Linked DNA regions of Homo sapiens: region 1 is linked to region 2. The links are chromatin contacts, found by Hi-C or POLR2A ChIA-PET in ENCODE. All regions are on one chromosome and are shown on one strand. Each heading gives the region's core, a stretch centred on a gene start or an enhancer-like site at or near the end of the contact. The rest is flanking DNA. Distances are from core to core; before and after follow the strand shown. Region 1 overlaps TRPM1 (transient receptor potential cation channel subfamily M member 1). Region 2 holds the start of TRPM1-AS1 (TRPM1 antisense RNA 1).

Region 1 (5,889 bases), core at 320-2,819, 57 kb after region 2:
CCCAGGAGAGGCATGGCTCACCTGGGGAGGAGCTTGGTCTCCTGAATCTGCTCAGAGGCAGTGTGCAGGTGAAAGGCAATGGGTGGAGGCCCCTCAGTCAAACTTTCCTCCTTCCCCTCCTGCCAGGCTCTGGGGCTGAACAATGCCAAGGTCATAACAAATGGCTGAACCCACCCTGACTCCTTACAGATTGGTCATGCAAGTTTCAGTGCAACGATAACGCCACTGCAGGGGAGACCCTGCAGGTGCCACCTGTCCTTGTGAAAGGAGAAAGCAGGGCTTCCTGTGGTTTGTTCACAAACCCTTCATAACCTCCCCACCCCCATTAGGTGAGATACTGCCCACTTGTGCAAAATATTCCAGTCCATCAGAAATGGTTATTTTGAATGCCTCTGTGCCGGATGATAGGAGCACTGGCACTGGAGATGGAAATCCCACTGAGATTTTAAGAGTGCTTGTCCCAGCTGGGAAGTCTGTCTACCCCGGCTGAGTGAAGGGACAGTGGAGGTCATACTGGAGGCGGACTGCTGGCACTGCCACCACGCCCCCAACCCCTCTGAGCTGTGATTTTCTCATCTCTGAAATGGAAATGGCTTTGAGTGGTTTTGAGCCTTAGCTGGGATCTTATCTGTACAGTATCTGGGAGGTACTAGATTTAAATGCAATCCTGGTCATTATCAAATATGACTGCCCTGCTGAGGACCCAGCGATTTTTCATCTGTAGCCAGGACCATGTGTCCATGAAGGGCCACGGGGAGGCTGCGGGAAGAAAGTCCAAGAGGAGTGGGCTGAAGGGCAATGGGAAATGTTCTGCCAGCTCTGTACTTATTTATTTTTTAAAGAAAGAAATATCTGCTACAAACATGGCCAAGGAAACCTTTGTACCATCTGGGTGGGGGTTGCTCAGGTGCACGTTGTCATGTTATTCTCTGGGCATTTACGTAGTTTTAGAGTGAGGGGGCCGAGGAAGTGTAGACAGCAAGTGTCAACCCCGAGGAGAAGTCTTCCCCTGAAGGGGAGCCCAGAAATGGTGGGAGCTGGAGTGGAATGAAGGGTCATGGGGGGCTTTAACAATGTGACCTTCTAGAAGGTGTTTACACACACAGGTGGGGGCGACCCACAAGGAGGGGTACAGGAAGGTGCAGGGGGATACCTTGAGAAGGCTGGACGGAGACAAGGAGGAAGGCTGCAAAGACACAGTGTGACTTTGGTCTGGGAGGACATGGCTCGGGGAAGTGGCTTCTGAATGTAAGAGCTGGTGTACTGCCGGGCGAGGCTCTGTTTACTCAAAGCCCTATGTCTTGGGCCAAAATTAACAAGCAAACCCCGCAATGAAATGAATGATGTGTGGACCAGTTTATCCAGAAGAAACTGCTTGTTTTGTGTATATATTTAGAGCAGACGACTCAAACTCTCATTCCCACAGCTACATGTGGCCCACATATGGGCTTGGTTGGAACCTTTTGTGAAAACTACATTTAGCTGCCATTATTAACCAAGAGGGAGATTATACTTATGGCTTCTCTTGAAAGCCCTCAGGATGTGGGAACGCTGGCTGGTGTCCTGGCACAGCTGCAGGTGGCGGCGGGTTCCCACATGTGCCCTGACAGCTCCCTGGGACCTGCCTTTGCCCGGCTCCTAGGGGCACCTGTGGGCCCCACCTGGGGTGGCACCTGCATGCCTGAAACTCTCCATGCAGGAGAATCAAACAAGCCTGCCAGCCAAAGCACAAGCCGCCCAGCCTTATATGCAGAAAGGATTAAAAGCCACAACCACTCCTTCCTGCTCCACCCTCCCACCCCCTCGCTCCACTGCCACTGGAGGTCCTGGCCTGGGTCCAACTGGCCATTTCTGGGTGGTTCAGCTGAGAGTCCTGCTCTGGCTTCTCAGGGATACTCTCAGGTCAGATGCAGCCTCCTGCCCCTAGCTGCAGAGAGCACAGGTAGGAGGGCCCAGCTGAGGGTCACCTCAGTCCCATCTTGTGGAACGTCACCTGCAAAATGAGGACAATGATACCCCTCACATCTGCCCCACAGGCTGGTGTGAGAGCCTAGTGACACCATGCTTGGAAGACCTTTGAAACCTATTGTCCTCTGCTTCATCATCACTATCCGCAGGAAGGTGACAGGGCTGGCTTGCAGGAAATGCTGGAGGTCGTCACAGCCGACCCCTCTCCTGGGCCAGGGTTCCCTTTCCTCCGGGTTTCTAGCCTTCTTCTCTCCCAGGGGCTCTCCTCTGGGGACACTGAGAGATCCTCCTCTAGACTAGAGTCCAGGAAACAGAGCTGGATCTTTAAAGACAGTGATATTTTTCTTTGTACTTTCTTTTTTAAAAATCGAGATATAATCCACATACCCTAAAATTCACCTATTAAAGTCTGCAGTTCAGTGTTTTACATATAGTTCCAAGACTGTGAAACCATCACCACTACCTAATTCCAGAGCACTTTGATCACTCCTAAAAAAAGCCGGTACCCATTAGCAGTCACTCCTCATTCCTCCCTGACCCTGCCCAGCTCCTGGCAACCACAAATCCACTTTCTGTCTCTATGGATTTGCCTATTCTGGGCACTCTATATGAATGGAATCATTCAACGTGTGGCCTTTTGTGTCTGGCTCCTTTTGCTCGGCGTCATGTTTTCAAGGGTCATCCAGGTAGCGCAGATCAGGACTTTACTCTTTTCTATGCCTCTGTAATATTCCATTACATGAATTCATCAGTTGATGAATTTGGGTTGTTTCCACTTTTGGCTATTGTGAATAGTGCTATCAGTAAGACATTTTTTCTCTCTTTCTTTCTTTTTTCTTTTCTTTTTTTTTTTTTTTGAGACAGAGTCTCACTCTGTCGCCTAGGCTGGAGTGCAGTGGCGCGATCTTGGCTCACTGCAAACTCCACCTCCTGGGTTCAAGTGATTCCCCGCCTCAGCCTCCTGCATAGCTGGAACTACAGGCGCCCGCCACCACGCCTGGCTAATTTTTTTTTTTTTTTTTTGGTATTTTTTAGTAGAGATGGGTGTTTCACCATGTTGACCAGGCTGGTCTCGAACTCCTGACCTCAGGTGATCCACCTGCCTCAGCCTCCCAAAGTGCTGGGATTACAGGTATGAGCTGCCGTGCCCAGCCAACATTTTTTCTTTTTAAAGTGAATACAAAATATGGCTAGGAAAAAAGGAAGCAAATTCATTAACTTGTTCATTTTGTGTTTGTGGGAGGGGATACAGACTTTTTCTTTAATTTCTTCATTGTCCGTGTTGTGTTTTTAATTTTCTAAAGACCAACATAGCTTATTTTAAAAAAGAGAAAAAGGAGAATGTGCCCAGGGTCACCCAGCCAATACCAGGGTGCCTCAGTCCAAGGTCTCCCCAGCTATGGCCAGTTCCAAGAGTCCAGCCTCATGGTTACATCCTTGGCATTTCTGCAGCATCACTAATATTTTCATTTTCCAATGGCACTGCTGGTTATCATTCCATCATTTAGGACATATGCATATTTAAGCTGCAATTGCAAATAATGGAATCATAGGGTATGTCTCTAATGCTAACCGTTGTAATTAAGAGCAATAAAAAGATCACAAAATGGAAGAAAGTCGTATCAGAATTCAAACAGTGGATTTTGTCAACATTGTCGGGGCTTTACTGTGAAAATGTGAGCACACGCCCAATTGTTTTTAGAGTTGTCATTGCAGTTGTCATTACATGATTTATAGTCCAATCGCATGTGTTGATGTCCTAATTCAAGGTGGTGCTGGTCAGATACCAGGAACGCTTGTCGCTTTTGCCTCCTGCCAGGCCACCCTCATCACAGGTCATGGGGTTGCTGATTTTTTGTGCAGAATGTAGGGTGTTACTAGTTAGCCCTGACCTGGTTAGTGCAAATAGTCAATTAGGAGAACAAAACCAAACAAAAACAGAAGAGCTGCAATGCAGACCCCGAATTATCCTGGCTGGACACAGACAGCAGCCAGGGTCAGGCTTTTGAATCTTTTGATATTTGCTTCTCATTTTTTACCACTGGCAGAAAAGATACCCTGGACCCGCAGCCACAGGCCTCACGCTTAGAGAAAGACCCCAGGCCCAGACTGATGGGTGTAGGATGTCCTGGAAGGAAGACCTGTGGGACTAACTTGTACGATCACTGATCTCTGACCGTTCCGAGGAGAAAAGCAAAGGAAAACTGGGCTGGGTGTTGGATTATCTAATTCTCTCACCCTTCAGAGAACTACCTTCACAGTGGTCATAAACAAGGGCTGTCATAAGCAGATAACTCCAGCTAAGGCATCTGCTGGACCTGAAGAAAAGGGTGGGACCACTGGGGAACACCTGGGGGCTGTGGGGAGAACCATGGGGCATCAGACCAGGCTGGGAGGAAGGGACGGGAGGAGAGGGGGAGCGGCAAGGTTGGCCTCTAGCCCCTCAGGTGGAGCTAGCAGAGCAGGGAGCTCCTGCGAGGCATCAGACTGGATGCCTGGAGCACCTGCTGGTATCAGACTCCACTGCTCCCCATTTACAGAGTCACATGGAGATAAGCCAGGCAGGTGCTTCTAACACAAGCTGCGCCTTGCAGATGTGTGCAGCCCCCTGCCCCATCGCAGAGGGGACCCAGGCACAGCCCGGGCTTTTTGGCATCATGCTCTTTCGAGGGGTGGTGACCAGGGACATGATGTGCCCTGTAAATGGGGGAGGCCCTGGCTTCTGGGTGCCTGTGGGTGCCTAGGTCAGCATCCCCACCTCTCCCAGCAGGGGCTCCAGGGTCTGAGTGGAGCCAGCACTCCTCCCTGTCTCCTCCCCTTGGGCCCTGCTCCTAGGTGGAACCTGGCCCAGAAACTTGCTTCTAGAAAGGGGCCCACAGATCCTGTGCCAGGTTCTTCAAAGCATTTCTCCCCTGGTCTAAGGGAGGTTGTTAAAAGTGTATATATCTGACAACCTATGCAATGTGGAGAAATATTTGCAAATCATATATCTGATAAGCAATTAATATTTAAAATATATTAATATTTACAATACCTTACAACCCAATAACAGCAAACAAATGAACAAACTGATTTAAAAAAGGACTTTACACATTTCTCCAAGGAAGATGTATGAATGGCCAACAAACATGAAAAGATACTCAACATCACTCATCTTAACTAGGGAACTAAAAATTAAAACCACAATGAGATACTATCTCATGCCCATTAGGATGGATACTCTGAAAAAACAGGAAATAACAAGTGCTGGTGAGGATGTGGAGAAATCGGAAAACTTGTTCATTGCTGGCAGGAATGTAAAAGAGTACAGCCACTGTGGAAACCAGTATGGCAGTTCCTCGAAAATGAAACACAGGATTATCCTATGATCCAGCAGTTAAGCAGGTCTCAATAGGGATTTTTTTTTTTTTTTTTTTTTTTTTTTTTTTGAGACGGAGTCTTGCTCTGTGCCCCAGGCTGGAGTGCAGTGGTGCAATCTTGGCTCACAGCAAGCTCCGCCTCCCGGGTTCACGCCATTCTCCTGCCTCAGCCTCCATGTAGTCCTGTAGCTAGGACTACAGGCCCCCATCACCACGCCCCGCTAATTTTTTTGTGTATTTTTAGTAGAGACGGGGTTTCACCATGTTAGCCAGGATGGTCTCAATCTCCTGACCTCATGATCTGCCTGCCTCAGCCTCCCAAAGTGCTGGGATTGCAGGAGTGAGCCACCATGCCCGGCCTCAATAGGGACTTTTACACTTGTGTTCATAGCAGCATTATTCACAATAGCCAAGAGGTAGGAGTAAGCCAGGTTTTCATCGACAGATGAGTGGATAAACAAAATGTGATCTATCCACACAATGAAATATGATTCAGCAGGAAGGGCATTCAGAACATACCACAACAGGGATGGACTTTGAGGACATGGCGATAAGTGAAATA
Region 2 (5,834 bases), core at 1,254-3,753:
AGGGAAGGAAAACTCCCTTCTCCTCAAGCCTTCTCCTCTTTCTGTCTTGGGCATTCACCTGTGAGTCAGCCTGACAAGGCCAAGGGAAATGGAGGGGCAAGAATGTGCTCCCATCGCTCCTGGGATCTCAGCCGAGGGAAACAGGAAGCAGCATGTTTTCTCTGCCCTACACACTTTCATCCCTATTACGTGTGCACAGAGCCCCCAGAGAAAAATGCAATTTGGTAGTGACCTGATAACCACACTCTTGCAGCTTTGGTCCAAGAATGGTAAAAATCCAAGGAATGCCGGGGAAGGGAGAGGGGGAGGCAGAGCAAAACAAAACACAATCTCCATTGTAAATGACTGGTTAAAATTACGTTCAAGTTAATGTCTAACTAAAAAGTGGAAATTGGATTACATGGGGTACCTTAACTTTCTCATGAAGAAATAATTTTTATACCTTGAAAGTTTAGCAATTACTGTTAAAGCATCAAAGAAACATTTCAAAGTTTTATTAAAAATTCACCTTGGTAAGGAAGAAAGGTGGTGCAGGTAACCCTAGAGTTTAGCTGGTTGGATTTGGTTGGGTCACAAGGTGACTGGGTCTAGGAGGGAACCGAGGCCAGGGACCCACAGTTGCCATCTCCCCTCCTGTGGGCTGGGGCAGAGTTCACTGGCCTCAACATGCACCAGGGAGACCTAAGGTGCATCTGTGAATTCTGTTGTAATTGTTTGGGAACTGTCAGCTGCAATATCTTTTTGAAGTCCCACCCTGTTTTTATGGCTCTCAATGTGTCTGTTAGGAAACTTTAATTCTGTGTACTCAAGGATAGAAAGCAGAGCTAGGCATGGCTCCTCTGAGCTCATCCTTCTGGCCACGTTGTTAGTGAAACCCTTTGGAACAGCGTGTTATCAGTCACCAAGATCTTTAGCAGGCTGAAAATGCTTTTAGTAAATGATAAAGGCTCTCAAAACTTACGTGATAAAAAGTGCAGACAGTGAAGGTCCATTGCTCCTGTCTACCCTTTGCCAGTTGCTCTTTCCTAGCTTAGGGTAGAGCAATACTACGAAGTTTGGAAAATGTCACCATTTCTGTACCTCGCGACCTGACTTCATTTACTCATTCACTGGTTCACACATCCTGCATTCATTCACTCTGCATTTATTAAGCATCACCGCGGAGATTAGGCTGACCTTGCTGGGTACTGCGGATGTGAAGGTGTCTGAAAGACACACCCTGCCCTAGTTTAGCGGATCCCACCCTCATGGGGCCAGACACCTCACCCCCCACCCTGCACCCCACCCCTCCCAGTTCCCACTCTCAGGGGAGCCCCAGGAGGGAGCCTTTTCCTCTGCCCTGTGAGGCTGGGAAAGGTGTTGCCAAGGTGCAGCAAGCAGCTAGGCCGGATGAGGAGGGCAGTCCCCTGGGGAGGACCATGCTCGCAAAGGGAAGTTAGGAACAAGAGCTGGGAGAAGGATGGCTTTCTGTAGCTTCCATTAACCTTGCGGAAACACCCCCACTTTGGGGTAGGGGGTGAAGGTAGTCAACTGTTAGGTTTTCTTTCGGCCCAGGATAAATAAATGTCATTCCCTTCTATATCCAATGCACAGTTATTACCTAGTAACTTTCTCACTATTTCGTGGGAACCACGTTAAAACCTAAAGTTTAAATAAAACAGGAGAACTCGGAGTGCATGTTTAAATGAACTCTGGCATCCCCCATAGAGTGGGGCGCCCGAGTCAGCAAACCCTTGGCTCACGGGCCCGCGGTGGGGACGCTACACGTACCTTTCAGAAGTGACCCGGATGCGCTCGTCGCTGGACGACTGCTGCTCATCCTCCTTCTCCCGGAAGTGCTCCTGCACGCACTGCTCCTCGAACTCATGCAGCCTCTTTAGCTCCTCGTCGCTAAGGAAGAGCTCTGTGTGAAGGGAGAAGTGTCGGCCACGTGAAAAACAAGAAGAATCAGTTTCGTGGCGTCAATGAGAATTTCACAGCCCCACTTTAATTAAGCTCTCTTCTCCGCCACTCCTAAGGCAGTTCGCCACTACTCCAATTGATTTTTATCTAAAAAGGGGTTGTCATACGCCCCAACCCTCTATCAGTTGGAGCCAAACGGCCCGCTTTTAAACATAAAAAACAAAATTACATTTACTGGGAAAGTAAAGCCAAGTAATATTTCCTGGAAAACTTTTTGCACTTATTTTTATGAATAGAGTCAAACGTATAGCATTATTTTCTCATTTTCTTTAGATGCAACAAATTAAGACGTTTTGAAAGGAGCATTGAATTTATATAGAAATTTACAGAGTAGAGTTATTTTAGAGAATTAGCTCAACTTCTGGTCTCTATGAGCTGGCTTTCCTAATATTAATTACTAACAAATTAACGAAACTAGAATAAAATGGGTACAAAATGAGAAGCCTTTTGAAAAGAACAGCAGTTGGACTGAGTGTGGTGCTTTTCACACGAGCAAGTAGTTGAGTGAGATTTCTGTGAGGATGTCCAATTTGAACACTATTTTGAAATCAGCCCAACTTAGAAATGAAGAGCCCTGCACATACTCAATCCACGATCCCGTTCCTCTTGGTCCCCTTCTCTCTTTTTCCTGCAGCGGCCGCTGAGACGCATAATGATGATGTAGATGTGGCTTAAAATGATCATCGGTGGGGGCAGGACTGGCCTGTCATGAAATGTCATAATCAGCTGATATCGCTGGAACTTCCACACCTGGTTGGATATTGATTTTACTTCAAAGAAGGTATTGCTTTAAAAAGAAGACATTTTTACAGTTAGTTATATTACTTTTTATAGTGATTTCCCAGAGCAGTCAAAGTTACTCACATTTAAGTGAAAATACTCAATGAGATGGCCTTTTAGTGCCCTTTAGTACTGATTCCTTGATTATCCAATCTTTTGGTTTATCCATCAATGTGGATTATCTGTGCTTAAGGACATTGTATTCATAAATAGCTAAGTGTAATAAATTGCTATGTACTGCTTTCTTGAAAAACCACACCACAATCTACTCATATACTCAGGAAATTTAATTTCCTATGTGTAGCGGTATAAGCCATTTAACTAAATGCTTTCACATGTTTAAACTTTCAATTCTGTCTAACAAGTAGATGACTACTTTTTTTTCAACTGAATTAATTAGTTATTGAACTTATTTGATTGAAGGTTCGTTATTTTGGACATGGGGTAGGTACAATCTTTGTCTTATTTTAGCTTCCAACAGGAAGCAGTAAGTGCATGATTTCATTGTCTACCAATACTGGGACCTTAGGAAAACCAGTTACCTTCCCTGACCTTAGTTTTCTCATCTCTCAAGCCAGAAGTTTGGACCAGGTTTTCTCCAATGCCCTGTTCAATTCTAAGATTGCATATTTCTGTGAAGGATTTTTCCCTCTATATTTTTCATCTTAGAAGCTAAAATCATTTTTTTCAATATTTATTGAGCATGGTCAACATACTCAACACAACATGCCAAATAGGCAGGTTTTATAAGAAACTCGATTTAACCCTTTAAGCCATTTTTTTCTTAGGCCATTTTATCTTGTATTCTATAAATGATCAGAAAAAAATGCTTTACTAGTATTACAGTAATTGTAACAGCTTATGAAACTCATATTGCCTTTTCCACCTCTGCTGATGAATAAAAAGCATGACTTAATCAAATATTCTGTACCCCAGGAGACTTTCATCTAAGAAAATATTTTCATTAGATTAAAATACATGCTAAAGTGTTAAAATACTAACCAAGATTAAATTTAAATGTATTTAAGTGTCAACTCTTGATTTATGAATACATTAAGACTGATTAAGTTTGAACAAAGAGACTGCAAAAATTGGATCTACTTAAAAACCCTAATGAAATTATCTGCAAATATATTGGTATCTTGGGAGCGTTCTGAGATTAAATGGAAAATCTGTACAGTAATAAATAATAAGCATGTGGTCATCGGCTGTGACACGTACTTGAACACAGCAATCAGCAGGTTCACCAGCAGGATGTTGGCGACCAGTAGATAGCACGCCATGAGTGCTGGAGTGAGCCAGGCGCCGGGGATACAGGGAGGAAGCCGCTTGCCCTCCTCATCATATAGGTTCTCACCACAAGGAGCTGAAAGAAAAAAATAGTTTTGTCTTTGCTTTTTACATATAATGAAAAGGATAAATATCTCTTACATATGTTTTTCAATACCTATTTCTTTTTTAATATGATTCTTTCTTATTTCATAAGCAATATTTTTTCCATGGGAAAAAATAAACTCTGTAGCCCCAGCTACTCGGGAGTCTGAGGCAGGAGAATGGCGTGAACCCGGGAGGCAGAGCTTGCAGTGAGCCGAGATCGAGCCACTGTACTCCAGCCTGGGTGACTGAGCGAGACTCCCAGTTGTCTCAAAAAAAAAACAACTCACACAAAGAAAAAAGTCAGAAACTCATATCTGCGCTCAGAGATAGTCATTATTTGTCATATTTCTAAACATTTTCCCATTTCTTTATTGTGGCTTTCAAATATAAAAGTCTTCATTTTTAAGCAGACAAATGTATCTTTATGTTTTTTCCCTTTATCGTTATCCATTTGAAAGTCATTGTGGCTTCTAATTATTTAACATCAGCTTATGTTGTCTTCTGGTTGTTTTCTTGGTTTCACTGATACATTAAATTTGAAAATATTTTTGTTATGTTGTATGGGTTAGGGATTTCCTCTACTTCCCAAATTGTTTAATCAACTGTTTTGGTGCCATGTTTGAAAAATAATCTTTTCTCCCTCTGCTCATTTGAAATGCAACTTTTTATCATAGGGGGTCTATTTCTCCCCTAAAAAAATAGGGTGATCCCAACAGTGAATTTGTGGTTCTCTTTACTTTTTACTGACAGCTTAAAAAGTACTGGCACCAAAAAACAAGAGAAGTATTTGAAAACAGTTTAAGACTACTAGTAATCAGCTAAGGAAAAGGTAATTGAAAAACACATTCCATAGACTAGAATAATCAATTCCATGTAAACTTACGATTAATTTCCATGGCGTAGACTACATGACGATTGGAAAGCAGGATTTTTGTTTTGTTTTGTTTTGACAGGAGGGGAGGAAAGAAAATAAGATGATGGTTGAGAGAAAAGTAAAACAAGTGGTTTAACAACATAACTGTTTTGCTGTGAAGAAATGCAAATATTTTAAGCTTGGGAAATATTGATTCACACTTAGAAACAGTGATCTGTTTAGAAGAATTACATACATTAATCATTCTAGAAAATATATATCATGGATATTTATTTTACCCTGTGTCATAAGCGAGAGCAAAAGCTCACTAGTTAAAAATACTGTGAAAAAGACATGATGTTACTGGCAGATGATCAGGTTAACCAATCACGCGCTCCCTATATTCCAACACAAACACCTCATAAGCACAAATAACTACAAAATTATTAGTTAATAGATCAAGAATCAAAAACCTACATTTAATTATGTTACTGAGAATAGCACAGCCTAAAGTTTACCTCTTTACCTTCTCTCATAACCCAATTTAATTTAAAAAAAAAAGAGCTCAACAATAAAAATACTACAGTTTATGCCTGGAATTCAGGAACTTTTAACGTGTATGTATATCTACCTAAACTAATATTCTTTTGAAATCAAATTAGATTTTTATGTTCTGGCTTACCAAGCTACTAACACACTTCAATAGTTGACTTTGTGATACTTGCAATAATGATATGGTCAGAATGACATTATAAAAGTTAGAAAGAAGCTACTGCATGAGCTGGTTATTGTCTAACCTAGAGGCAGTAGATATACACTGACAGCCCTACATTCCATATGAGAGGAAGATGATAAAAACTTT

What was found. A loop is a pair of places that touch in the nucleus more often than their neighbours do. ChIA-PET counts read pairs that join two places held with the same protein, here RNA polymerase II (POLR2A). Pooled maps may share reads with other maps.
Region 1: a map of dorsolateral prefrontal cortex shows a loop between it and region 2 (2.3-fold over the local background). The contact joins the enhancer-like site here to the promoter of TRPM1-AS1 in region 2. A Hi-C loop is called at or near these places in 8 of 168 maps with a recorded cell type or tissue (HepG2, K562, Right ventricle myocardium inferior and 5 more), 1 of 37 single-sample maps with no recorded cell type and 4 of 50 pooled maps. POLR2A ChIA-PET finds 5 or more read pairs at or near these places in 1 of 52 experiments (activated B cell).

The regions. Positions count from the first base shown.
Region 1 is chr15:31,081,867-31,087,755 of GRCh38, forward strand. All of the region lies in intron 1 of TRPM1 (transient receptor potential cation channel subfamily M member 1), which reads right to left. Among named protein-coding and RNA genes, the nearest start is that of TRPM1, 17 kb to the right of the region's middle. Within about 2 kb of position 1,570, at least 3 of the 41 ENCODE cell types and tissues checked have a DNase peak (open chromatin) inside an H3K27ac peak, as active enhancers do.
Region 2 is chr15:31,024,369-31,030,202 of GRCh38, forward strand. TRPM1-AS1 (TRPM1 antisense RNA 1) reads left to right here and starts at 2,504. Exons shown (of 5, transcript XR_932056.2): 1 at 2,504-2,743. TRPM1 (transient receptor potential cation channel subfamily M member 1) reads right to left here. Exons shown (of 28, transcript NM_001252024.2): 24 at 5,003-5,023; 25 at 3,964-4,108; 26 at 2,547-2,749; 27 at 1,771-1,903. RefSeq lists enhancers at 38-332, 1,513-2,712.